Regions from separate parts of the Mus musculus genome. Here regions 2 and 3 are each linked to region 1. Evidence: chromatin loops called from intact Hi-C (ENCODE). Cell type or tissue: heart. All regions are shown on one strand.

What was found. A loop is a pair of places that touch in the nucleus more often than their neighbours do. Peaks named below come from ENCODE experiments on the same cell type or tissue, not always from the same donor. Only the 100,000 strongest peaks of a DNase experiment are listed, where the experiment ranks them.
Region 2: a loop joins it to region 1, with 2.1 times the contacts of the local background. A loop is called at or near these places in 7 of 42 quality-filtered maps.
Region 3: a loop joins it to region 1, with 4 times the contacts of the local background. A loop is called at or near these places in 4 of 42 quality-filtered maps.

Annotation. Positions count from the first base shown.
Region 1 is chr12:80,573,111-80,581,110 of GRCm38, reverse strand. It overlaps Galnt16 (polypeptide N-acetylgalactosaminyltransferase 16), which reads right to left. Exons shown (of 15, transcript NM_001081421.2): 3 at 5,154-5,252; 4 at 4,542-4,609; 5 at 3,658-3,723; 6 at 1,025-1,146. Among named protein-coding and RNA genes, the nearest start is that of Gm23817, 46 kb to the left of the region's middle. In heart, a CTCF peak has its summit at 3,836 (motif pointing right); DNase peaks (open chromatin) are centred at 6,230 and 6,590; H3K4me3 peaks cover 998 bases; H3K27ac peaks cover 1,797 bases.
Region 2 is chr12:80,494,915-80,502,914 of GRCm38, reverse strand. It overlaps Exd2 (exonuclease 3'-5' domain containing 2), which reads right to left. Exons shown (of 9, transcript NM_133798.3): 9 at 4,780-6,134. The coding sequence ends at 5,918. Among named protein-coding and RNA genes, the nearest start is that of 2310002D06Rik, 8.3 kb to the left of the region's middle. In heart, CTCF peaks have their summits at 4,378 (motif pointing left) and 6,483 (motif pointing right); no DNase peak of the experiment used is centred here.
Region 3 is chr12:80,153,611-80,161,610 of GRCm38, reverse strand. No RefSeq gene overlaps it. Among named protein-coding and RNA genes, the nearest start is that of 2310015A10Rik, 25 kb to the right of the region's middle. In heart, CTCF peaks have their summits at 3,674 (motif pointing left) and 7,457 (motif pointing left); no DNase peak of the experiment used is centred here.

The DNA of each region.
Region 1 (8,000 bases):
TGGAAAACTCTAGTCTGGACTAGATCACTGCACACACCCATCTCCAGGCACAGCACTACTCTTCCCTCTTTTCTTCTCGTGTCATTTTAAGCGTTCCTGGGATCTCTCCTGCTCCGTGACGCCCCCTCTGACCGCTGCAGGATGCAGGGGAACTGCTGGGTCAAATGGGTAGTTCTATTTCAACTTTCAGGAACTTGCCAGACTGTTCTCTAACGTCTCTGCTTTGTTTGCCACTACCACCAGCAATGTGTGAGGGCTCCCATGTGTGTGCACCCTGACAACACTCGTTACTGTCTTTTTGATTTTGGCCATCCTTGTAAGTATGAGGTACAATCACATTTCCCAAATGATGAACCCATGAGCTATTTTTATTTGTGTGTGGCCATTTGTAAGTCTTTAAACAAATGCTCATTCAAATCCATTGTCGTTTTAAAACTTGGGCTGTTTTTCTTCTTCCTTTGTTTTCCCTTCCTCCTCTTTCCCCTCTCCTTCCTTCTCCCTCATCTTCCCTTCTTCCTTTCACCATGCAGTCTGGACTCAGGTATGATCCTCCTGCCGATATTGGGACTATAGGCACATGTACCACACCCAGGCAGGGCTACCTGCCCTCTTAGGGTTCCCTTGTAAGGACCTCATCCTTTTCTGTCAGCCCATCCTGACGAACAGCAGACACGCGGCAGAAGGCCCCTGCTCCCTCCTTTTCTTTCTTGGAGAATTCCAGTCTGTCCTGCTCCCACCAGGCTTTCCAGCCTGACCACAGACTCCCCCAGCCCAGGATCCTGTGCACCTATCACAGTGTCTTGGCTCAAACTCCCATACAATGTGACTCTTATCCCCCAGCGAGAACAAACATGACAATCATACTCCTGTTTCAGGAGAGACAGCTGGATGGGTGGGGTCTCTTAGGGGGAGCAGATCCTGAGGCCACCTGCAATGCCAGCTCAGCTCTGCAGATAGTGAAGGCTGCGAACACTGAGGGCATCTCCTGAAGGGGGTCCAGCTCCCACAGACAGGGGGTTCTCACCTCCATCACCCGCTGCAGCATTGGCTGCAGCCACTCCACATTCACCTCACAGTGACTATCCAGAAAAGTGAGAACTGTGGCTCCTGCCACATCTGCCCCACGAACCCGGGACCGGATCAGTCCTGCAAAGGGAAAGGAAGGGGCTGAGCCACCACCCTATCAATGTCACCCAAAGTCCCGGGGTCCTCACTGGTTCAGGGGCTGAGATCTCTGAGCTACCGTGGCTAGCTAGCCTCCCCTTTGTGCCTGTTTCTTTCCTCCCTTCCTGTCTCCCTCACCTTCAGTGTCACCCAGGGTCACTCAATGCTGTAGATGCAGATGGGGTGACAAGCTGAGTCAGTGACAGACCAGATGACAAAACCTATCCCTTTGAGAACCTTCATGGGTCTTTCCAGCTGCACAGCCAGATGTGACAGGGGAGAATCCTCTTGACTGAGCAGGGCTTGGGTTTGTATGCCAGCCATTCAGTCACCTTGAGTGTGTTGTTTAATCTTTCTGAGCCTCACTCGGTTTCCTTCTTTCCTTCCTTCTTCCCCCCTTCCTCTCTCTCTCTCTCTCTCCCTTTCTTCCTCCTTCCCTCCCTTCTTCCCTTCCTTCATCCCTCCTCTCTTCCATCCCTCCCTCCTTTCCTTCCTTCCTTCCCACCCTCTTCCTTTCTTTTCTTTCTACAGTCCTGAGGATCAGACACAGGGTCTTGTACATGCTAGATAAACACTCTTCCATTGAGCTACATCCCCACCCCTAAGCCTCAGTTTCTTTCTTACTTATAAGACTAGAAGCCACCATAACGCAGTCACATCAAACAGTAGAGCAAGGTAGCCTGGAACCAGAGGACCCCATACATTAAGTTCTTCTGTCCCCTACCTTCATTTCCTAGTGCTTTTCACTAACTGCTCACTAACTGGCTTTGCCGTTGGACATTCTGCTGAGGGCTCTCGGTGGGGAACTGTCTGTCAGGATAGCAGAGACCTAGCTGGTTCTGCCCAGGCCAGAGCAACCACCCACGTCCTGTGAGCTGTGGGAAGGGATGGGCCCCCATGCTGAGACCTCTGGATATAGGTCACTTTCTGGAGACATTTCCCTGGCCACACCCCTATCTCTATCTGACTGGCCAGCAGTCCAAAAGGCCTAAGCCTTACCTTTCTTCTGAAAGGAATAGAGAAAACATGTGACCATAAATTTTCATCCACTATTGGCAAAACCCTAGGACAACATCTTCCCAAGCGTGATGATAACCTCTACTGTGTAGTGGCCAGAGAGACATTTCTCTTCAGCCTCTTCCATGATAGTCTGAAGATTTCACTCACTGATATCCTTATGGCTTAAATGGCCTTTCTTATATAATATCTATTACATATTTCTCTCACTGTAAAAGCTTTGTGGCTCCCTGCTATCTACCTTATCAAGTCTAAGAATGTTCTGCCTGCCTGCTGCCTTCCTTCCTTTCTTTCTTCCTTTCTTTCTTTTCTCTTTCTTTCTTTCTTTCTTTCTTTCTTTCTTTCTTTCTTTCTTTCTTTCTTTCTTCCTTCCTTCCTTCCTTCCTTCCTTCCTTCCTTCCTCCCTCCCTCCCTCCCTCCCTCCCTCTCTCTCTCTCTCTCTTTCTCTCTCTCTCTCTTTCATTTGTTTGTTTGTTTGTTTTTTGAGATAGGGTTTCTCTGTATAGCCCTGGCTGTCCTGGAACTCACTCTGTAGACCAGGCTGGCCTCGAACTCAGAAATCCTCCTGCCTCTGCCTCCCAAGTGCTAGGATTAAAGGCATGCACCACCACCTTTCAAGGTCTGCTTTCACATCAGGCCACCCAGTCTCTGCCTTGCTGGCCAGGCCTGGATTCTCACAGGGAGAAGAACACATAGAGAGAGACTAAAAGACTGGCCTTTGAGTGTGTCTCCCAAGCTGGAATCCTGGCTCCTCCATTTACTACCTTTGGAAAATTACAGACCCTCTTGGCACCGCGGTTCTCTGTGGGCAGAACAGGAGCAATGGCTGTCATGCCTAAGGACAAGCATGTCAGCAGAGCCGATGTCTGCCACTGCCCTCCAGGGAGAGGGGCTGCTAGCACCAGCATTTGTCTACCTGTCAGCTCCCGCCTTTGACTGCACTGTGCTTGGCCTGCCACGCCCTCCCTTGCTCCCCATCACCCGTGTCTTGAGATGCCTGCTACTTTCTCTATATTGAGGCCTATTTCTCCCACCCCCCATTGAGGCCCACTCCACCTCAGAAGACCCTCCTGCTCACCCTACTCCCTCTCCTCCATCACCACAATATTCACAGAAACACAACTGTGGTGAGGGTCACTCTGACCCCCTTGGGTACATATTAAACATTCCTAGGACAGGAACTGTGCTTGGAACTTCTCTTGCGTCTTCTAAGCTTTTAGACAGCACACTGTGCTACCACTGATGCTCCGACACACTCCTTGGTCGGTCACACCTTTCTCCTTCCCTCCCATTTTCTTGGGGCTTTGCATCACAAGACTCTTGTTCATCCTTATAGCAACCCTGTAAGGCAGAAGAATGCCAGCGCGGTCCCATTTCTCAGAAGAAAGAAGCAAGTCAGACTGAAGGGTCTTAGGACAGTGTCCAGCACAGGAGTCCGGAGGTAGAAGACCACCAGGACACAGACCTAGCGCTCACCTTCCCGTTTGTCATTGCGAAGGCACTTGACCTTGGGGATCCTGGTCAGAAGCAAACAGTCTTCAGCTGGGGGCAGAGGGGAGGAAGGCAAGCTCATTTAGTTATGGGCATCGGATCATACTGGCTATCATGGCTGAAAGACAGCCCACTCCTCCTGGGTTAATTGAGGACCATTAGTGTCTATGAACCCAACTCTACCCTAGGGGGCACCAGAGAGCACCTGGCATATTGAAAGGGGATCTTTTATGTCAGGTGTGTGTGTGTGTGTGTGTGTGTGTGTGTGTGTGTGTGTGTGTCGTCTATCTGTCTGAGTACACTTGCTCATGTGTATAGGCATGGAGGCCAGAGGTCAACCTCAGGTGTCTCTCTCTTTATTCTTTACCTCGTTGCTTCTTTTTCCAAGACAGGCTCTCTACCTCTCTTGCCTTGGAGTTCATAGTTTTGGTTAGACTACCTGGCCAGTGAGGCACCCACCATCCACCCACACCCTTTCACTTCCCTGAGCACTGGCTGACAGATGCACCCTCTGTCACTTGACTTTCGACATGCGTGCTGGATATCTGAGCTCAGTTCTTCATGCTTGTAGAGCAAGCACCTTCTCTACCCAGGCATCTCCCTACCCCCTTGCTTCAGTTTGTTTGTTCGTTTGCTTTTATTTTTGTTTTTAATGTCATCTCACAGGTGTATCATTTCAACAACGCCACTCTTGCCCTTTGTTGGGTTCCAGGGTAGGGAAATCATCCCAGAAAAGACTAACGATTCCCTGCTTGACAGAGGTCCATGTGTGAGAACCAGGATGGCAGCAGAGAGCTCATCTCAACAACTGGGGGAGCAGCCAGGACGGGGGGCATGGAGAGGCAGATGAAGAGAAGATGAGTACTTACGATCCGAACTGAAGTCATCCACTAAAATGATCTCCTGGATCAAGCTGGCAGGAGTTCGGTTCAGGACGCTGGAACAGTAGTGGGCACAGAAAACGAGCCTGCAGTCAGCCTTTCTTACACATCCCTGTAAAAGCCTCTCTCACCACGGAGGCTCCTGCCCACCCCCACGACTGGGATGGGGCGCCTGTCTCTCTCTGAGAAAGGATACCCAGGCCTCATCACTCCAAGCACTGTCTCTGGGTACTCCTTCCTGAGTCCCACTTGCATCTAAGTGTACTGCGGAGGTGGCATGTGTGCAGGAGGGGAATATCTCTCTGATGGTTACCAGGAACCTGCTGGGCTGATACCCAGCTTGCCCTGCCTGCCCAGGCTCCACTCAGAGCCTGCTGCAATGTCTACCTTCTTGGATTTGACCTTGGGTTTGACTTCTTGCTTTTGACCTCTTGTGTCTCCCAAAAGATTCACCAGATCTAGCTTCTTGGACAAGACTTAGCCTCCTAGAGCTTGCCTCCACAGTGTCTACACAGAAACTAGTCAGAAACTCCCTGGCCACCAAAGACCCCCACGGGACAGAGCCACTGAGATGACAGCCCATAAGGATGAGGGGATTACCTCTTCACTGTGCGCAGGAGTGTGGAGCGAGCCTCGTTGTGGAAGGTGATGATGACACTGGTGGCCGGCAGGTCCGAAGAATAGGACAAGGATGGGCAACTGAGAAAGGACGGGAGTCAGAGGTGAAGGGGGTCAGAGGTGAGGGGGTTCAAAGGCAAACAGTATTGGCATGCCTGGACCGCTAAGTGCTTTTCTATACCCACTTTGCTGTGCCCTGGGACAGACAGCTCTGTAATGCAGAAGGAATTCTCAAAGCTAGGATAGAGCCTGCCTCCTACAACATGACGTTCCATCCCACAGGGGCCCAGCACCCACTTGCTACCTGGCCTGGGGTCTAGGAAGGAAATTGCAGATTGAGGAGTCGTCCTAAGCCTGGGGGTTCTTTGCCAAAGACCTAAAGTACCACCACACACATGCACACATGCACTGACTTCTGGGAAGGTTTAGGGTCTATGTGTAGGCTCCAGGATACAGCCAGGAGCCAAAGCATGAGGCTACTGCTGCTGAGGCAGACCGGTGGGGCGAGGTAGATGGGTTGGGGAGAAAACCACCTTCCTTTTGCCTTCTCACATCCTGATGCTTTTTCTTCCCTGTCTCCCAGCTCTGGTAGGATCTGGCCAGAAATTCCTCCCACTCTGCCTGCAGGGTGGGGGTGGAGGGACTTCCCTCCCACTCTCTATAGCACTAACAGCCCTGCAAGAGCTATCAGGCGGAGGCAAGCCTGCAGGACAACAGCTTCCCAGAAGACACTGAGGGCAGTCCCTGCCACTCTGCTCCCTCTTCTGCAGCCCCGGGGTCCCCCAACCTGTCTTTGGATCCCCGGCTCCCTCTCATCTCAGCAAAGGGAATTAAAACCGTCATTCCCACCGGCCTTCCTTCCTATCTATCGCTCCTGTGAATGCATTCATTCCTGGCTCCAAACCGCTGGAAGGCAGGCGCCCGCCTCCGCTGGTTTTCCTAAGCGATGTTCTTTATTACAATCGCTCCACACTACTCCAGCGATGACTATTTTTTTCATTACAGCGTTCACCCCACTGACAGTAGCTCACAGTGTGAATTCCCAGGCCCACATCCTGCCCTGCAGAGAGGCCAGGTCAGGCAGGCGGGGAGTCCCACTGCTTGTGTGGGGAGGGCTGTGGGGGGAGGGTCTCTCTTCTGCTCCCAGAAGCCAGGCTCCCAAGGGGAATACAGTTCTACAGAGTCCCAGTTCTTTGTCCTTGTCCCCAGATGTCATGTCTAAGGAGAGAAGCTAGATAATAATGTTTTTCTCTCCTTGTAGGAGGCAAACCTCCTACACTTGTCTGAAGGGTGGACTTGAACTTCCCCCGCACCTACATTCTTCTGGGATTTAGATGGCGGGTAGAGCTAGCTACCCAATTCCCAGGAGCCAGGAGTTGTTCAAGAGGCTGTCCCATGTCTATATTGGGAAGGTTTGCTCATGTTCTCAACAAGTCTGCCTTATGTCATTTCCCACTCTGACAGTAGCATCCCAGCCAGAGGCCAGGACCAGGAGCTAGCCTGCAGCATGGAGTCCAGTGGAAGCTGTATCTGGGGAAGGCAAGGTTTGCAGGAGCACATTGGCTTTACCAGGCTGGTACCTCCTATGCTCCCCCTGCGACAAGTGTGCATGTGCGTGCACACACACACACACACACACACACACACGTTGATCTACTTCAGCCCTCTGAGAGGATTTAGCAGTAGCACATGGCACCTCACCAACCCACCACAGCCCTGGGTGTGCAAAGCCCCCAGCAGTGTTCCCCCTTTTAGTATCTCAGCAAATACACGAGGAGAGCCAAGGTAGGTTGAGGTGGGAAGGTGGACACAGATGATCTAGGCCAAGCCCTCAGTTGACATATGAAGTCAGGACATAGATTCCCCTAGGTCCTGAGGACTGAGTTAGCCATGATTAGGGCTGTCCACTGAAGGTCTTGAAGAACAGCAGTACATGAACCTACCATTGCTTGCAGTAGAGAGAGAGAGGAAGCTGCCCTCAAGCTGACTGACAAAGGACTTAAATGTTGGTTTGCTAGCACCTGTAATCTCAGCATTTGAGAGCTGAGACTGGGAGAGAATCAAAGTTTAGGGCTAGCCTGGAGTACATACAGTGAATTCCAGGCCAGCCTATGCTATACTGTAAAACCTGGTCTTGCACATACTTCACACACACACACACACACACACACACACACACACACACACACCCTGCCACACACATCAAGAAAAAGAAAAGAAGGAAATAAAAACATAGGAATATCACATGCTGACTGAAGGGCAGATGAGGCCAGGCATGGGGGTTGGGGGGGGGCAGGGGTTCTGCAGAAGGAGTAGAATGTTTCTGATGATGGCAGGTGATGGCAGGAAGAGATAAGAGGTGATAGCACATACTCGAGATAGGACACATCAGACTGAACCCAGGAAGAGAGCTGCTGACTTGCCTTGTGAGTCCAGTCACACCAAGCAGGGACTGACTGGTGGAAGGCTTCTCTGGCCCTGGTCTAGGACCTTGCCCATCTCCCACAGGAGAAGAACAAGGATCAAGACCGGGATGCTTTTACAGGAGATGCTGGGGCCAGGGAAGGAGGCAAGAAAAGGATGCCACGCCGGGCATGGTGGCGCACGCCTTTAATACCAGCACTCGGGAGGCAGAGGCAGACGGATTTCTGAGTTCGAGGCCAGCCTGGTCTACAAAGTGAGTTCCAGGACAGCCAGAGCTACACAGAGAAACCCTGTCTCGAAAAACCAAAAACCAAAAACCAAAAAAAAAAAAAAAAAAAAAAAAAAAAGAAAAGGATGCCAAGGGGCGTTCACAGCCTTTTACTGTTTAAAGAGGGAAGGGCTGGA
Region 2 (8,000 bases), 78 kb after region 1:
TTGTAGTGATTCTCCTTTCTCAGCCTCCCAAGTTCCAAAATACAGGCATGAACTACCTACCACTTCTGAATTATCTCATTTTGTTTTACTTACTGGTATGTTCAATGGTGAGGTTCTGTGCTGGGGAATGAACCTGGGCCTTACTGTATGCTAGCAAGCACTCTTCTACTGAGCCGTATCTTTAGCTCTGGTTTCTGATTCTTATCCAGGACTTAATACCCTGGTGACCTGAGGAGTCAGATCCCAACTGTGCCCCAACATGTTGCAGCCTGACAAGGGAGACCTTGGAGAAGCAAAATATAGGAAATCAATCCAACTCAAAATTATCCTGAACCACACACTGTGCTTGAAATAATGCTGACTATAAACTCAGCAGATTTTTTTAAAAGGGGGAGATAGAGTTTATTTAGCTTATAATTCCAGGACATGGTCCATTATTATAGGAATGTTAAATCAGGAACTGAAAGCAACTACTTGTATCTAAAGTCCAAGCAGCAAGAGCACGTGCAAGATGCTACTTTGTGCTTGTCTTACTTTTCTTCGTTTTTAAGTAGTCCGGGATTGCAAAACCAGGGAGCGGAGCTGCCCTTAGTGGGCACTGTTCTTCCTACATTGATTGTCATAATCAAAATTATCCCCCACAACCCTGACCACAGGCCAACCTGATCTGGACAAACTCTCATTGGGATGCTTCCCAGGCTGTGTCTAATTTTTTGTTTTGTTTTGTTTTTGTTTTCGAGACAGGGTTTCTCTTTGTAGCCCTGGCTGTCCTGGCACTCACTTTGTAGACCAGGTTGGCCTCGAACTCAGAAATCTGCCTGCCTCTGCCTCCCGAGTGCTGGGATTAAAGGTGTGCGCCACCACGCCTGGCTAGGCTGTGTCTAATTGACAGTGATAACTGTCACACTCACTATGTCATTTTTTTTTGAATTCTGACTAATTGGTGTCAACCTGATGTTACACCTGCCCCTGGCCCCTTCCCATCTTTTCTCAGCCACCATGAGGAAAACAGATTTTACATACCCTCTCTGCTATGATCATCTGCCTCACTGTAGGCCCAAAGCAATGGGTGATATTGAGAGAAAGGCAGCTAGTTACCTTTTCATCAAGGGAGAGAAATCCCAGGAAATGGAAATTAAGTGTTTTAGGTTCAGTTTGGAGGATGTACTACCTTTCACAATAAAAAGTGGCCTTGAGGGCTTGGAGAGATGGCTCAGAGGTTAAGAGAACCGACTGCTCTTCCAGAGGTCCTGAGTTCAATTCCCAGCAACCACATGGTGGCTCACAACCATCTGTGATAAGATCTGATGCTCTCTTCTGGTGTCTTTGAAGAAAGCTACAGTGTACTCACATAAATAAAGTAAATAAATCTTTAAAAAAAAAAAAGTGGCCTTGAAGGCAACATATACATTAGCAAAGCCACAACCTACGTCGCAGAAACTAGGTTATAGAAGCATTCCTTAGTCCCATATAGAGAAAGTCAGATCTTGATTATCTCTAAAACAATGATCCATTTGGTCCAGTTACCCAGAGCATTGGGACCACCAATCAGAGACGGCCATAAAGTAACAAGGAAATGTGATCAGTGCCTTTCCAGCATGTCAAATGGCATGCGGCCTCAGCGGGTCACCACTGCATCTCCATGCAGGAGGCAGGAAAGGGTGCTGCTGCTGTGGGTCATGGGTTGTCTGCTGGCATCACCATCACTGTGCTCCAGGACTGGGATGGGAAGAGTCCAACATAGGGAACTTGGCAAGAGTCAGAAGAATAAGCTAGATCCAAAATAAAAGCTGAAGTAGTTTTATATTACTCATGTTGTGTTGTCTTAGCAAGATTCACCCTCTTTCTAGCCTCTTTTTGCACATTTCTCTCAAGAAAAATGGATTTTTTTTAAGATCTAAAAATTACCATTGTACAATTTTTGAAAACAACAACAATGTGGGGGAGGGGGGAATCATTTATTTTCTTTTCGATGCAAAAGCAAGAGGCTTATTTTCCAGCACGTTTGGGTTGACCTTCAATTAGTCCCTCAAGGCAAGTGACTAGAAGGGCCCCTGCCCCTCCCCATTCGTTTCAAATACATAATAATTAGTAAGCTATCAAATCTTTGGGGGAAATTGCTCCCCTGGCTCCACTTGCTCACTCCCATTCTTGGGGAGTGTCCCTTAATAAACCATGAGAAGGCTCAGTGGCTCAGTGGGAAGAGGAAACTTAGCACCATGCCAGCTGGATCCCAGGGACTCTCACAGCAGAAGGAGAGGACTATCCTGAGCTTGTCTGTCATACATGAACCCATGCACATACAAACAGCCCATATACAAAAATGTAAAGTACATTTTAAATGAGACCTAGTGAAGAAAATTAAAAGATAAACAAATGGAAAAAAAATCCTGGAAGCAAGGTAAATCAGAATTCAATGTTTAAAGAGGTCAAATAAGAAGCTAAACTGAAGTAGTCTCTGCCTGCTGGGTTCCTAAGAGCTGAGAATGGGGGTATTAAGCGGGCTTTATTTCAACAAAACACATTTTGTCATCTGATCCGTCCGTGACATGGGTAAGAATAAGTAACTTATGGCTGTATTCTTAAATGGTAGAAAATCCCTGGATGTGTGCTTCATTCACTTTACAATGGCAAGTTATTAAACACAGATCTATTTTCATAAAAGAATCCATCTATAACCTTATTTTAAAATAAAAAAGTTTTTAATTGAAAAATTTACATTAAAATTTTTTTAATAAACTATGTCCAAAAAAAAAAAAAAATCACTGACTGCAGAAGCAGGGAAGGGAACATAGTAATGAAGAATGGTAGACAGGAGGAAGCAAGAAGGGGCCCAAAGCCACTAACACGAGAGCCAGGGCATACAGGGTCCATCCCAATTCACAGAATAGCTCAATCCATATACAGGACGCTTGGAGCTAAAGATGAACTCTCTAAGGTGTATGCTACTCCCAAGCTAACATCAATTAGTGCCCACTGCAACAGTGACACCTCCCCTCAACTCCAGTTTCCAGAGTTCTATCTTAAAGAAATTACCAAGTACAGAGTCAGAAATATACAAGAAAGTTTATCTCCATAACTGGCAATGAAAGATTCAAAACAACCATGCTTTTGAACAGAGTGTGGAGCTACATAACCAAATAAGAGCTACTGGAAACATGTTAACATTAATATTCATTGGTCTTCTGTTGTTTTGTTTTGTCCTGAGACAAGGGTTCACGTAGCTCAAATAGTCTTAAACTTACTATGTAGCTGAAGATAAGCCTAAACTTCTAATCTTCCTGCCTCTACTTGCCAAGGGCTAGGATTATAGCCATGAGCCAGCACACTTTAGAACTTTATTTTCAAAGACTTAAAGATAAAGTAAATTACTTGGTGATGCCATATTAGCAAATGGGAAAAAAGCCAGGATGCATACAAACATCAGACACACACACAGGCATGCACACACATATGATAATTTTAACTTTATATTTAAATTTAAATATTATACATATACATATTTTAAAATACTGATATTTTTTCTTTTGAGACAGGGTCTCTTTATATACTTCTGGCTGTCCTGGAACTCACTATGTAAGCCAGGCTGTCCTTGAACTCAGAGATCTACCTGCCTCTGCTTTCCAGTACTGGGATGCTGAGATACTGGGATGGTGGAATCAAAGGTGTGTGTGCGCCACCAACCTGGCGGAATGAAGATTCTTAAGCACATCACCAAAGCCTAGCTCTGTTCCAAACGGAAGGGAGATGGACCACTGTTACTTTTCCTTTAGGCTCTTCTCTAATGAGCATGTACTCATTGTGTAATCCAGGCTAGCATCAAATCCGACATCCTCCTGCTTTTTCCTCATGCATAGAGACTACAGAAAAGTGCTATCCACACCTGGCTTTGCGTATTTTATATCAGAAAAATAGGTTTACTCTAAAATTTCTCATTGAAGATGGCAACTTTCACTCGTAGGGAAAGGCTCAAAATTTCAAGATAGACTCAGACTATAGATTCCAATCTACACAGCAATGCTCTTCTGAAAAGCTAAAAGGACATAAGTTGCACAGACTAGCTTTCCCTTTGCTGATGGCTCTCTTACACTGGACCTTGTGGGGTCTCCACTGGAGTGCATAGCAACCAGTATACCTTAATTGTCCCTCACAGTATTTCTCACTTCTTCCTATGCAAATCAGGAGGACTAGGAGAACCCATCTCTCTTGTTCCAGAAAAAAAGTTTTCTTATAAAGCTATAGAAGTGACTCAAAATTAGCTACAAATATTTTGAAACACAGGTCACAAGTCATATTAAATGACTACGTATACAAAGTTGCTCATTTCTTGAGGATGGATATAAAAACCAATCTATGAGTGCCATCTTGTGGAAGCCTGACAACTACCATGGCCAAGAACCGAGCTGGCCTCCCATTCCTCTTTGGGCTTTTTCACTGAGCTCCCACAGCCAGGTGCCGCAGGCTTTGTGATAATCTACTATATTAAACATAAATTTCCCAAAAGAAGCTGGTACTATTTGTTTATATGGATGTCTAGACTTGATCCAGAAACGCCTGAGAGGACAGGTGGGAAGGCAGGGCAGAGGGGCAGAGTGTAAAACGCACAAGTGTTTGTGGACTGCAAACCCATCCCAAAGGCTGTGGTGCAGTGTGTATGGTGTATCCATGCTATATAAGTATCACAGTACTGCCACGAGGCAGGGACTCTGCAGAAGAAGTAGTAACTCTCCCCAAAATACTTACTGATTTCATAACGTTAGTAAGAAAAGCTTCACATTTACAATCACTGAGCTTTGTGCTTTGAAGTTGTTTTATTTATCAATGTCAGATCAGTTATAAGCAACTTGGGTACAATTCCAAAATAGAACTCTTGTTGGATTCTGGGCATAAAATTCTTTTCAATCTTGTTAAGATCTTATAAAATAAGAAAGTTTTCCTAATAGTTTAGAAAAAATTCTAATTGCTAATAAATTGATTTCATACTCAAAGTAGTAGTCTAACATTTTGAAAGGTGAAACATTACCCTTTTAAACTTCTATTGTATCAGATAATTTTAGTGTCTCAGGCTCTAGGGGAGGCGAAGTCCTCATACTGAAACCTGGCCAAATGGCTCTGGGAGTGAATTAAGGACTAAGGAGAGGTTAGTATTGCATGAACATGAACACCAAAGGAAGTGGGCGCAGACTCTGAGAAATCATGGTCCTCAGAAGCAGGACAAGAGACATGCAACCAGAGGAGAGGCTGAGCCATGTGTCAAAGCTCTCCTGGGAAAGGGTCAGCGCTTGTCAGCCCAGCCAGCTGAACACCCATTTCCAGAAAAGGACTTCCCCTGGGACAGGGAAGAAGCCCATAGCAAGCTGGCCTTTGGTCCTGTATGCATTGAATGAGAACATTTTCAAGCATGTAAAATAAATCCAAGTAATACAGTTGGAATGGGCCCCAAACAAATACATATGGGAGAGCAAGAAAGATTAAAATAGTGAGGCTGAACTGGGAATAGGAAAGTGACTCTTGGGTCACTTCTTCAACTCTGGAAAAAGTTCTCCCTGGCCTGGAAAAACCAATGCAGCAGAGAGAATTACAAACGTCTTCCCAGGGCCTGACAAGTTACTTCAGAGAAGACTTCTCCCTCTTAGGAAAAGCAGAGAGGGAGAGTGAAAATGAAGGCCAAGCTTCTTTTGCACACAAAAATAGGAGAGAAAGGAGGAGAAAAGAATAGACTCCCCAACTAAACTCAAAACCATAAGCTCCCCTTCAAACAACAGCCTTGCTCCATCAGAAGTACCAGGGGATCAGTGTAGGTTAGCACTCTGAGCTGAGTTACCAGGGCTTCCCCCATTAAGAACATTAAACAGTAGGAGGTGATTTTGACCTTGGCTCCTGCTTCCTGCCTGTCCTGACCTGCAGGCAGCAGCAGTCATGACAGCTTGATGGGAAGGTCATCCCCGTACTTTCGGAGCAGCTTCTGATGGTTGTGGTCCACTGACCACTGCTGGGGCAGGTGCTTAGGCTGCATGGAGTCCAGGAAGTGCTGACGCCAGCGGCTCTCCAGCTGCATGAGGGAGCGCAGCCCACCCTCGGTGTGACGCTGTACCACCTTTAGCCCATGAGGAATATAACTTTCATTGTATATCCTGCCAAAACATGAAGTCGTAAAGGGTATAAGCTAAACAATCACTGGGCAATCTCCTAGGCAGATAAAGAGATAGACCCCAAAGGACACTGTGTTTTAAATGTTTTTAAAATATCTTTTTGTTTGTTTGTTTGTTGAGACAGGGTTTCTCTGTGTAGCCCTGGCTGTCCTGGAACTCACTCTGTAGACCAGGCTGGCCTTGAACTCAGAAATCCAACCTGCCTCTGCCTCCCAAGTGCTGGGATTAAAGGCCTGTGCCACCACGCCCGGCAAAATATCTTTTTTTAACCTCTATTTTTTTCTTTTTCTTTTTTTTTTAAAAAAGATTTATTTATTTATTATTTGTAAGTACACTGTAGCTGTCTTCAGACACTCCAGAAGAGGGCATCAGATCTCATTACGGATGGTTGTGAGCCACCATGTGGTTGCTGGGATTTGAACTTCGGACCTTCAGAAGAGCAGTCGGGTGCTCTTACCCACTGAGCCATCTTACCAGCCCCTCTATTTTTTTCTTAATGTGTAGGATACAGGCTCAAACTGGAGAGATTTGGGGGTTTTAAGTTATATTTATGGGAAGGTCATATATACTTATCTCTATAGGGAAATCTTGCCTGGCTGATGATAGGTTAGAAATATTGATCTTGTATTTGTTGGTTCGAGGCTACTCAGGGAACAACTTACTTCTCTGTAAGCCATTAATTATTAATGGCTGATTTCTCAGAATACTGGCAGACCTGGGTGTAAATTTCAAGGTGATCCACTTCTTTAGTGCCTTCTTCCTCACAGAAAGCATGTCAGACCACACTGGTAAGGAGTGTGTTGGTCACCATGAGAGTTCCTATGGCTGTCAGCTATGCAAACAGTGTACAGCAGAAGATAACACCCCCCACCCCCGGGGCCTAGTCCCCAGCTAGACAGGAAACCATGAAAACTTCTGGTACTATGTGAACAGAGCCTCCCACAACTTCACTCTACCTCCTTCAAGAAGTGAAACCACATTTCTCAAAAAAGTCCCTTGCTCCAAGCTTCTTTCCTCTCCCAACATCTATATTTCCAATCCTTCATCCTAAACTCCCCCACCAGCTCAGCAACTTTGGGCTCTCCAAACATCTGCAGGTGTTTCATATTTCCCACTGTTGTTTTGGGGTTGTTTTTTTGTTTGGGCTTACTTTTTGTTTTTGAGACAAGCTCTCTCTAGGTAGCTCTGCCTGACCAGGAGCTCATTTTGTAAGCCAGGCTGGCCTTCAACTCACCCAGATACACCTGCCTCTGCCTTCCAAATACCACCAACCCCACTAGTTTCAATCTGCCCCCAAACAGCCCGTTCTCAGCCTCAATCTATCCTCTAACTCAGCAGCCGACTTATTAGAAAGGTCTATGGTTAGCTGGACGTGGTGGTGTACTCCTGTAATCCCAGCACTCAGGAGGCAGAGGCAGACGGATTTCTGAGTTCGAGGCCAGCCTGGTCTACAAAGTGAGTTCCAGGACAGCCAGAGCTACACAGAGAAACCCTGTCTCAAAAAACCAAAAAAAAAAAAAAAAAAAAAGAGAGAGAGAGAGAGAGAGATTTGCTGATCGTGAGGTATCTGTTGACTCTATAAGATCACGTGTCAAATTAAGTGGACTTGGGACTAATGATTTTTTTATAGAGGTAAATCCTAAAATCAGCACATAAGATGAAAATAACAGCCAATTAATACCTTGGAATACCTTAATTGCCACGAAGTGGAGCACATGTGGTTCTGTGTCTCACACCTCACACCTAGGTTTGTGAGACTTGTGACCAGTGCATTCATTCGCATTTCCTGTCTCACTGCGCTAACTGTCCAGATCCACTGAATAGAAATTTGAGCATCGGCTTTCCTAT
Region 3 (8,000 bases), 420 kb after region 1:
TGAGAGCTGAAAAAGCGCCCGGGCCATAGTGATGGTCACAATTTCATAAAAGTATGTATTTTATAAGAATAAAGTGAAGGCCTGGAACTGTAATATCCAAAATGAATTCAAAACCACCCAGTACTTTCCCCCTTCAAAAAGGACTTCCCAAACTGTCCTTGCAGGCCAAGTGCAGAGCCAGATAAGGAAGCTGGCTGACTAAACAAATGTAAAAACAGAGTTTTAGTGGTCAAAATGATTAAGCCTGCAGCTACCAAAACAATATTAGCTGTTCTCAAGAGAAATAACAATAACAAGATTAGCAATTCTCCTGCCCCCTGCCCCACACTGAATTCTGACAAAGACCACAAACCACCCTGACCTTGTTGCAAGAATTCCCCTGACGTTCGTTAATAGCTGTGACGTTAATGTACTATTACTTTGCTGACCAAATCATAATAACCCACCATGGGGGCAGGCAAAGTGAGTCACTAGGCCAAAGGGTTACTTAGTCACTATACAAACCAACCAATGACACCAATGAGAACCCTGTTGCTCAAATCTGCCCCTTACAAAGGTATAAAAAGTGTGTTCTTTCTTTGTTCTTGGTCTCTCTCCTCTGGCCTGCATGCCGAGAGGGGAGTCCCCAACATGTTGGATCAATAAAATTCCTCATGCGGTTTGCAGCGATGGCGGCGGTCTCTGTGGTCTTTCTGAGTAAGGGTCTTTTTTTTAAAAAAGATTTATTTATTTATTTATTATATGTAAGTACACTGTAGCTGTCCTCAGACACTCCAGAAGAGGGCGTCAGATCTCGTTACGGATGGTTGTGAGCCACCATGTGGTTGCTGGGATTTGAACTTCGGACCTTTGGAAGAGCAGTCGGGTGCTCTTACCAACTGAGCCATCTCACCAGCCTGAGTAAGGGTCTTTTGACGAACTCCAACAGAACTTGGTAAAACAATAGCAAAGCAAACAACAACAACAAAACAAACAACAAACAAACAGAAACCCACCTCTTCAAATGGAAAGTGTCCCCACAGGATTCTGAATTTAATGAGCCACAGTGTGCTGAAGCACTTAACTAGATCTGCTCCTCAACTTGGAAGTCACTGGTGTCACCTTTCCGCACCCTACCACGTCTGCACAAGGTCCTTCCTAATTCAAGCTTACGTGATTTCAATACTCATACCCAGCAAGGGAAGTGGGACACACCCAATAATACAAAAATCAAGGCTCACGGTTAACTTGGTACTTTGTTTGGGAATTAGAATGGTGTCTTCTTGCCCATCCAGAATATTTTGTCTAGAAGAACACCTACAAGGCTCTACTGAAGGCAAAGTTTCACTTGGTAAAGTGAGAAGGGGCGGAGCCTAGCCTGGCTACAGAGAGATGGGGATGAACCCAGTGTGGCTACAGAGGGAACGCAGTAGGAATACAGAGGGTTAGAGCAGAGGTTCCCAACCTTCCTGATGCTGTCACCTTTAATACAGTTCCTCATGCTGTGCTGACCCCTAACCGTACAATTTCTTGCTACTTCATAACTATAATTTGCTACTACTATGGATTCATAATGTAACTATGTTTCTGATGGTCTTAGGCAACCCCTGTAAGAGGGTCCTTTAACCCACAGGTTGAGAAACACTGGGTTGGTTAGAGACTTCATTAGCTTGGCCAAATTCAAACACGAAGGGAAAGAAAATGGCTGCGTGGAGAGGCCTGACAGCCCAGCCCGGACCTTTCTGTTGACAAGTGGGGACCTGGAGTGTGTTTCTAACCTACCAGTAGGTAGGCTATGGCAGAGCTAACCCCATCTCCTGGAAAGCTCAATGCACGCTACACAATAGCAAAGTTTGAAGCCAAAGCAAGTGAGAGGATAGAAGAGAGCCAGCAGGAGTCTTTGGGTTTCATAGAAGATCAGGACCAGATGATAAAATAGTTCATCAATGGCCCAACCCAGTGACAGCTGTGACACTCTATAATCACCGGTTAGAATCCTAACCAAAGCTGGTGAAGCCAGGACCGTTTACTGGCTTAAATAACTGATGTATCAGGGTAATGCTGGTTTCCCATAATGCTCAGGCAGGAGTCAAGCAACAGAGCAGGGTTTCATTCTCTCTGGTTTGACCCCATTCTCAAATACCTCTCTCCCCAAGGTGGCAAGATGGCAGCTGCTAACTCTAGCTTCCCCAACTTTCCATGGCTAGTAAAGAAACACATGGGGGTGAGGGGAGTGATATCCACTGTGGGCATGCAATAAGGCAACCCCAAACAGAGCATAGGATTTGCTTGTAGGCTTGGCCTCACTTAGGTCCTGTGCACATCTTACAGTGGGGTGTGCAGCCCCATCCCAGCCACGTGGATTCACGGCAACATCTTAGGGCTCTGCAAGCAGCCAAAAGATGTTCAAAGGCCAGCATGTACCACAGATACCCACAGTGACGGGGGATGAAGGGATTTCTGTCCTGGGCCAGAGGCTGTGGCTGGAGGAAAGGGGAGCTGGGACTGGGTGGACAGCTATAGGGAGCCTCCAGCTGCTACCACAACGCCTGTACCTTCGTACAGGCCCATAGGGGAGCACAGAAGACACCCAGTCTGAGGACCAGCAGGCTCCTTCAGGGATGGGGTATGAGTGCCTCCACGTGCTTACATCAGGGATTGGTTGGTTTCTCACTGTGTCCCTATTCATAGTCCAGTCCAGCTGTCTACTGTGGTAGCTCATAGCTCACCATTATCCACCACTGGCTGGCTACCTGTCTGTCCCTCATTCTCTTTCCATGTCTGCCTCTTAACCTCCCACATAGACCTCATGTAGTGGTGGATGCCCAAATGGACATATTGACCATTCTCCAGGTTCTGCTTGGAGAGTGGCTATCACTGGGAACCTCTGTCTAGCTCCTGAGATGGGAACCCAGTCCTTCCAAGTGCTAGAATGGTTTGATTCTGCAGGGTGGGAAGCCATTCCTGGAGCCTGGTTGAGGTGGGAACCCTGAGAGTCTAGAAGGAGCTACCACCCCACCTCCCCCGAGGCTTCCTGTATATTTTTCCACACATACCCCAGCTGGAAGGGTGGAGAATGGTAGCCTGTGCAGACAGAAAGTGGGGGGGTATTTTGGTGTGCAGTTGTGTGGCACTGCAATGACCAGTAAACTGTCACTGGGCATGTGTGGGAGACCCTAGGCTTAGGAACAAAATTGTTACTTTATAATTCGAGGCATTGGGAAAACTGGGTTTTAAAGAAAAGTATTTTAGGGTATTATATAAACTGTATTTTAATAAGCTGTGTGTGGACTTGTAGGCTTTATCTTAAGTTACAGTAGTCATAAAGGACTTCTTGAAGGAGGGTGCACATCAGCGGAATGCTGCGGCAAAGTGAGAAGCCTATGTAATTCTCAGCCAGCTTGCCTTCCACACAACTGGGGAAGAAAATGCTGTTTTAGAAGTGTTTTTTAAGATAAGAAAGATAACTTAAAAATAAAAGAGAATCCCAGCACTAGGAAGTCAGAGGCAGGTCTAGCGCTCGCTCTTAAGTTCAAGGTCAGCCTGAGCCACCTGGGGGATTCTAGGTTAGCTAGAGCTACATAAAGAAACCCCCGTTTAAATAAACAACCAACCAAGCAAACGAATGAATGAATAAAAATAAATGACCAATTTAAAAATAAAAGATAGGCAGATGCTGCCCTCTAGTGGCCAGATGTAAAATTACAGCTTTTCATAGAATGGAAAAGTGCAGCCAATCTACCCATTTGGAGGACTTAGAACAGGTCCCAGGATTGTGAGTGACTATGTACAGCCGTAGCACAGAGTGGCGACAGAAGCACCTAGGCCCATTAGTAGGAAAAGAATGGCTACCAAGCGTTAAGCACTTACTTTATGTTGGTCTAAGACAAGTGTTTTACACTTGCTCTAACTTTACACTTATCATTATTATCCTATTTTATGTTTGGTGTTTTTGAGACAGGGCCTCCATATGGCCCTGGCTGTCCTGGAACTTACAATGTAGACCAGGCTGGCCTTAAACTCGTAGAGATCCACCTTCTTCTGCCTCCAGAATGCTGAGGTTAAAGGTGTCAGCTGCTATGCCCAGCTTCTTACCCTTATTTTAAGAGACGAGGACCTAAGGCCTTGACTTCTCACATCTGGGGTCTCACTGATCCAAAAAGCAAAATGTGTTCATCTTAGTAATGGTTCTGAAACTTCAGATTTAAACAGGATTTTAAACAAGCAGGGTCCTAGGCTCTGTCCCAGAGATTCTGAGGGTGGGTTTAAGAGGGGCAGACTACGGATTTGTCCCTTGAATGTTCTAGGTTGGCGCAATAACCAATCTAAACGAGTTTATATCTACACTTTGAGACAACATAGATTAAAAACTCAGCATTACTAAAAGGGACTTTTTTCTGGACATAAACAAGAACTTTCAAATAGTCATCTCTCTCTCTCTCTCTCTCTTCATATATACATATTATACGAGTACACTGTAGCTGACCTCAGACACTCCAGAAGATCCCATTACAGATGGTTGTAAGCCACCATGTGGTTGCTGGGATTTGAACTCAGGACCTTCAGAAAAGCAGTCAGTGCTTTTAACCGCTGAGCCATCTGTCCAGCTCCGACTCATATATTCTTTTTAAAAATGTGTATTTGCCAGATGGAGGTGGCACATGGCTTTAATCCCAGCACTTACTTGGAAGGCAGAGGCAAGCGGATCTCCAAGTTTGAGGCCAGCCTCATTTACAGAGTGAATTCCAGGACAACCAGATCTACACAGAGCAGTAACCCTGTCTGAATTTTTTTTTTAACTTTATGTTTGTTTTGCCTGCATGTATATATAAAGTGCACTGTGTGCATACGGTGCCTCTGAGAAGACCAGAATAGAGGGTTGGAGCTCCTGAACCTGGAGTTACAGACTGCTACGAGCCACCATGTGGGTGCTGGGGATCTAATCTGGGTCCACTGGAAGGAAAGCCAGTGCTCTTATCCACTGAGTCATTTCTCCAGTGGCCTCCTCCTCGCCCTCCCCCTTCCTTGACATGCCTTCCCCCTCCTCTTTTCTTCTTATCAGGGGTCCTGAGCCTGCTTCTTGCTGCCATTCGATCATGTGATTACATGGTTCTCCTCATGTGAATTTAGCACCTTGGTGATGTGGGGCACCTTTGTGCTGCTGGCAAAGGTCTTAATGGTCCGGCACAGCATGTCTGTTGGGCTCAAATGCCCCATCTGCCATGAATAGGCTGCAGTGGGAGGGAGTGGGGGGGTGTGGAGCTGCAGGGCTAGCATCAGCTCCTGGGGCAGCTGATTCCTAGGAACCATCCAGGGAGCAGGGAAGAGCTCTGGCTGGCTGTTTGTGAGCTAAGTCCTGGTGACCATGGGTCTGCTCTGTGGGGAGCTCACAGGATGCCTTCTCCACAGAGAAAGGAGTCCATGAATGTAAGCCCAGGTTCTCTCAGGGCCTCAGAAGTCAGGGCAGCAGCATGCCAACTTTGGGGAAGGTTGGCAACAGGGAGGCCAGCCACTTCATGGTCCTGTCATTCCACATTTGGGGAACTTTCAGCTGAGCAAGGCACAAAGACAAGGGTAGGAAGTCCCCTGGGCAGTGGCCACAGGCCTAATGGTTTCCCAGGCTCAAGGCCTCTGAGGCCTCTGTCTGGTCCTTTAGGGACTGGAGGAAGACAGACCCAAGCTTTGAGGAGCAAAGATTAAGCCGTCTCAGCCGTGTGGGAAGGGATTGGCTCTGTGACTGGGTCCTGCCAACCCTGGCCCTCAGCTCAGGAACCTGGGCTTCAAAGGCCTGTGACTTAGGGAAGGGCCTGTGCCTCTGTGAGGCTTCTATGAGGTGTGTGTGTGTGTGTGTGTGTGTGTGTGTGTGTGAGAGAGAGAGAGAGAGAGAGAGAGAGAGAGAGAGAGAGAGAGAGAGAGTCAGCTCCCGAGGCTGCCCAGGGAGGAAAGCTGTGCATAAGAGAATGAGCAGAAATACCAACGGTGTGTTTGCAATTCTTTTTTACATGTTGCACCTCTCTCTCTCTCTCTCTCTCTCTCTCTCTCTCTCTCTCTCTCTCTCTCTCTCCCTCTCTCTCTCTCTCTCTCTCTCTCTCCTGTCTTTGGCAGTTGTTAGATTGGAAGTTTCATATGCAAACTCAACTCTGGGAGCAGAGGGTGAATAATTCTGGAGCCATGTGTCCATGAGTGGGTCTGGGATCAGAGGCCGCTCCAGTTGCATAGTGTCCAAAGAGGAGGCTGGCCTGCAAGATGACTTGCTCCCAAATGCCAGGAGGACATCATTCTTTCTAGGGTCAGCAAGGACTCTTCATACCCCACCCTATGCCCATAAGGCCCTCCCAGACTCCTTTGCCTGAGCATTTTTTTTCCCTCTCACAATTTCTCTTCTTCCTTTTTTAAAGATTTGTTTTATGTCAGGTGGTGCCCACCTTTGATCCCAGCACTCAGGAGGCAGAGGAAGGCAGATCTCTGTGAGCCTGAGGTCAGCCTGGAGTTCCAGGACAGGACAACCAGGGCTACACAGAGAAATCCTGTCTTGAAAACCAAAACCAAATCAAACCAAACCAAGCGCCAGAACTTTTCTATCAGGACAGGGAGGAGCGAAGCTTTTCCTTGCAACCCATGGTGTCCCGGTGAACTCGCCACAGCAACGGGCAGGATAACAAGAGAAAACACACAGCACACTGACTTATCAAACTTGTATGTGACATGGAGACCTTCAGAAACAGGCACTCGAAGGCTCAGTTAAATTATGAGGGAAATAGTTCGACGAGAAAGGTGTCTGAGTAACGATAATTGTGTTACCCAGTATTCTATCCCTGTGATGAAACACCAGAGACAGACAATTTAATCTGAGGAAAGGGCCGTGTAGTCTCGAGGGCCTCAGCTGTGATCATGTGCCTGGCTGCTTTGGGCCTGCCGTAGCATGGTATGGTGTAGGAGGAGGACTCAGCTCACAATGTTGGGTAACAGGGGATGGAGTAGAAGGGGTCAGGGTCCCAGGTTCCCCTTCAAAGGCACAGCCTTAATGTCCCAACTTCCTCCCCAGGTCCCTACCTTCAAATCGTCATGTTCTATCATGTCCCCAAGAGCACAGCAGGCTAGAGACCAAGCCTTCAATATGCAAGCCCTTTGGGGGAGGCTCAAGATCCATAATATACCCACCTGTTATACATAATAAATGGGGGGGGCAGATAGGCTTCTCTGTTCTGATTCTTCTTGCCCACTCTGCCCCATCATAGGCAAGAAGCAAGATTCTGTGGAATGAGAATCTGATAGCCTGGTGTCAGGAGAGGTAGGGCAGAGGAGCGGCCTTTCTGGGTCTTGTGACTTATTTTAGGGAGAGGGTTTCCAGTTTTCTATGGCTTGGGGAAGAAATGGGAGGAGAGAGGAGGATGGCATGAGACTCAGACACTTCTTGCTTCTGAGGTCCTTCCTATCTTTAGTTCCGTGTGGTCAGCATGCTAAGGCGCCACCTGCTGGTGTATTGTAGGAGTAGCTACGTTTGATATCGATAAGAAGTTATAAGAATAAGTTATAAGAAACACACGTGCATGCCTTTAATCCCAGCACTCAGGAGGTAGAAGGAGGTGGATTTTTGTGAGTTCAAGGCTAGCCTGGTCTACAGAATGAGTTCCAGGACAGCCAGGGCTCTACAGAGAAACCCTGTCTTGAAAAACAAAACAAAACAAAACAAAACGAAAAAAAAAAAGAAAGAAAAAATAATAATACAGGAAGAAACACGTGTTCAGTGTTTTCTTCTGAGGAGTGCAGTCATGTGATTTTAACTTTTCAAGAAAAGTATTTGTGTGTGTGTGTGTGTGTGTGTGTGTGAGAGAGAGAGAGAGAGAGAGAGAAAGCATGCTATAGGAGGACAACTTTGTGAACTTGGTTCTCTTCTTCCTCCTTTACCCGTGTCCTTGAGATCAAGCGCAGACCACCAGGATTGCAAGGCAAACACCTTTGTACATGGAACCATCTTTCCCACCATACGTTTTTTTTCAAGAGGTTTCTTTCTTTCTTTC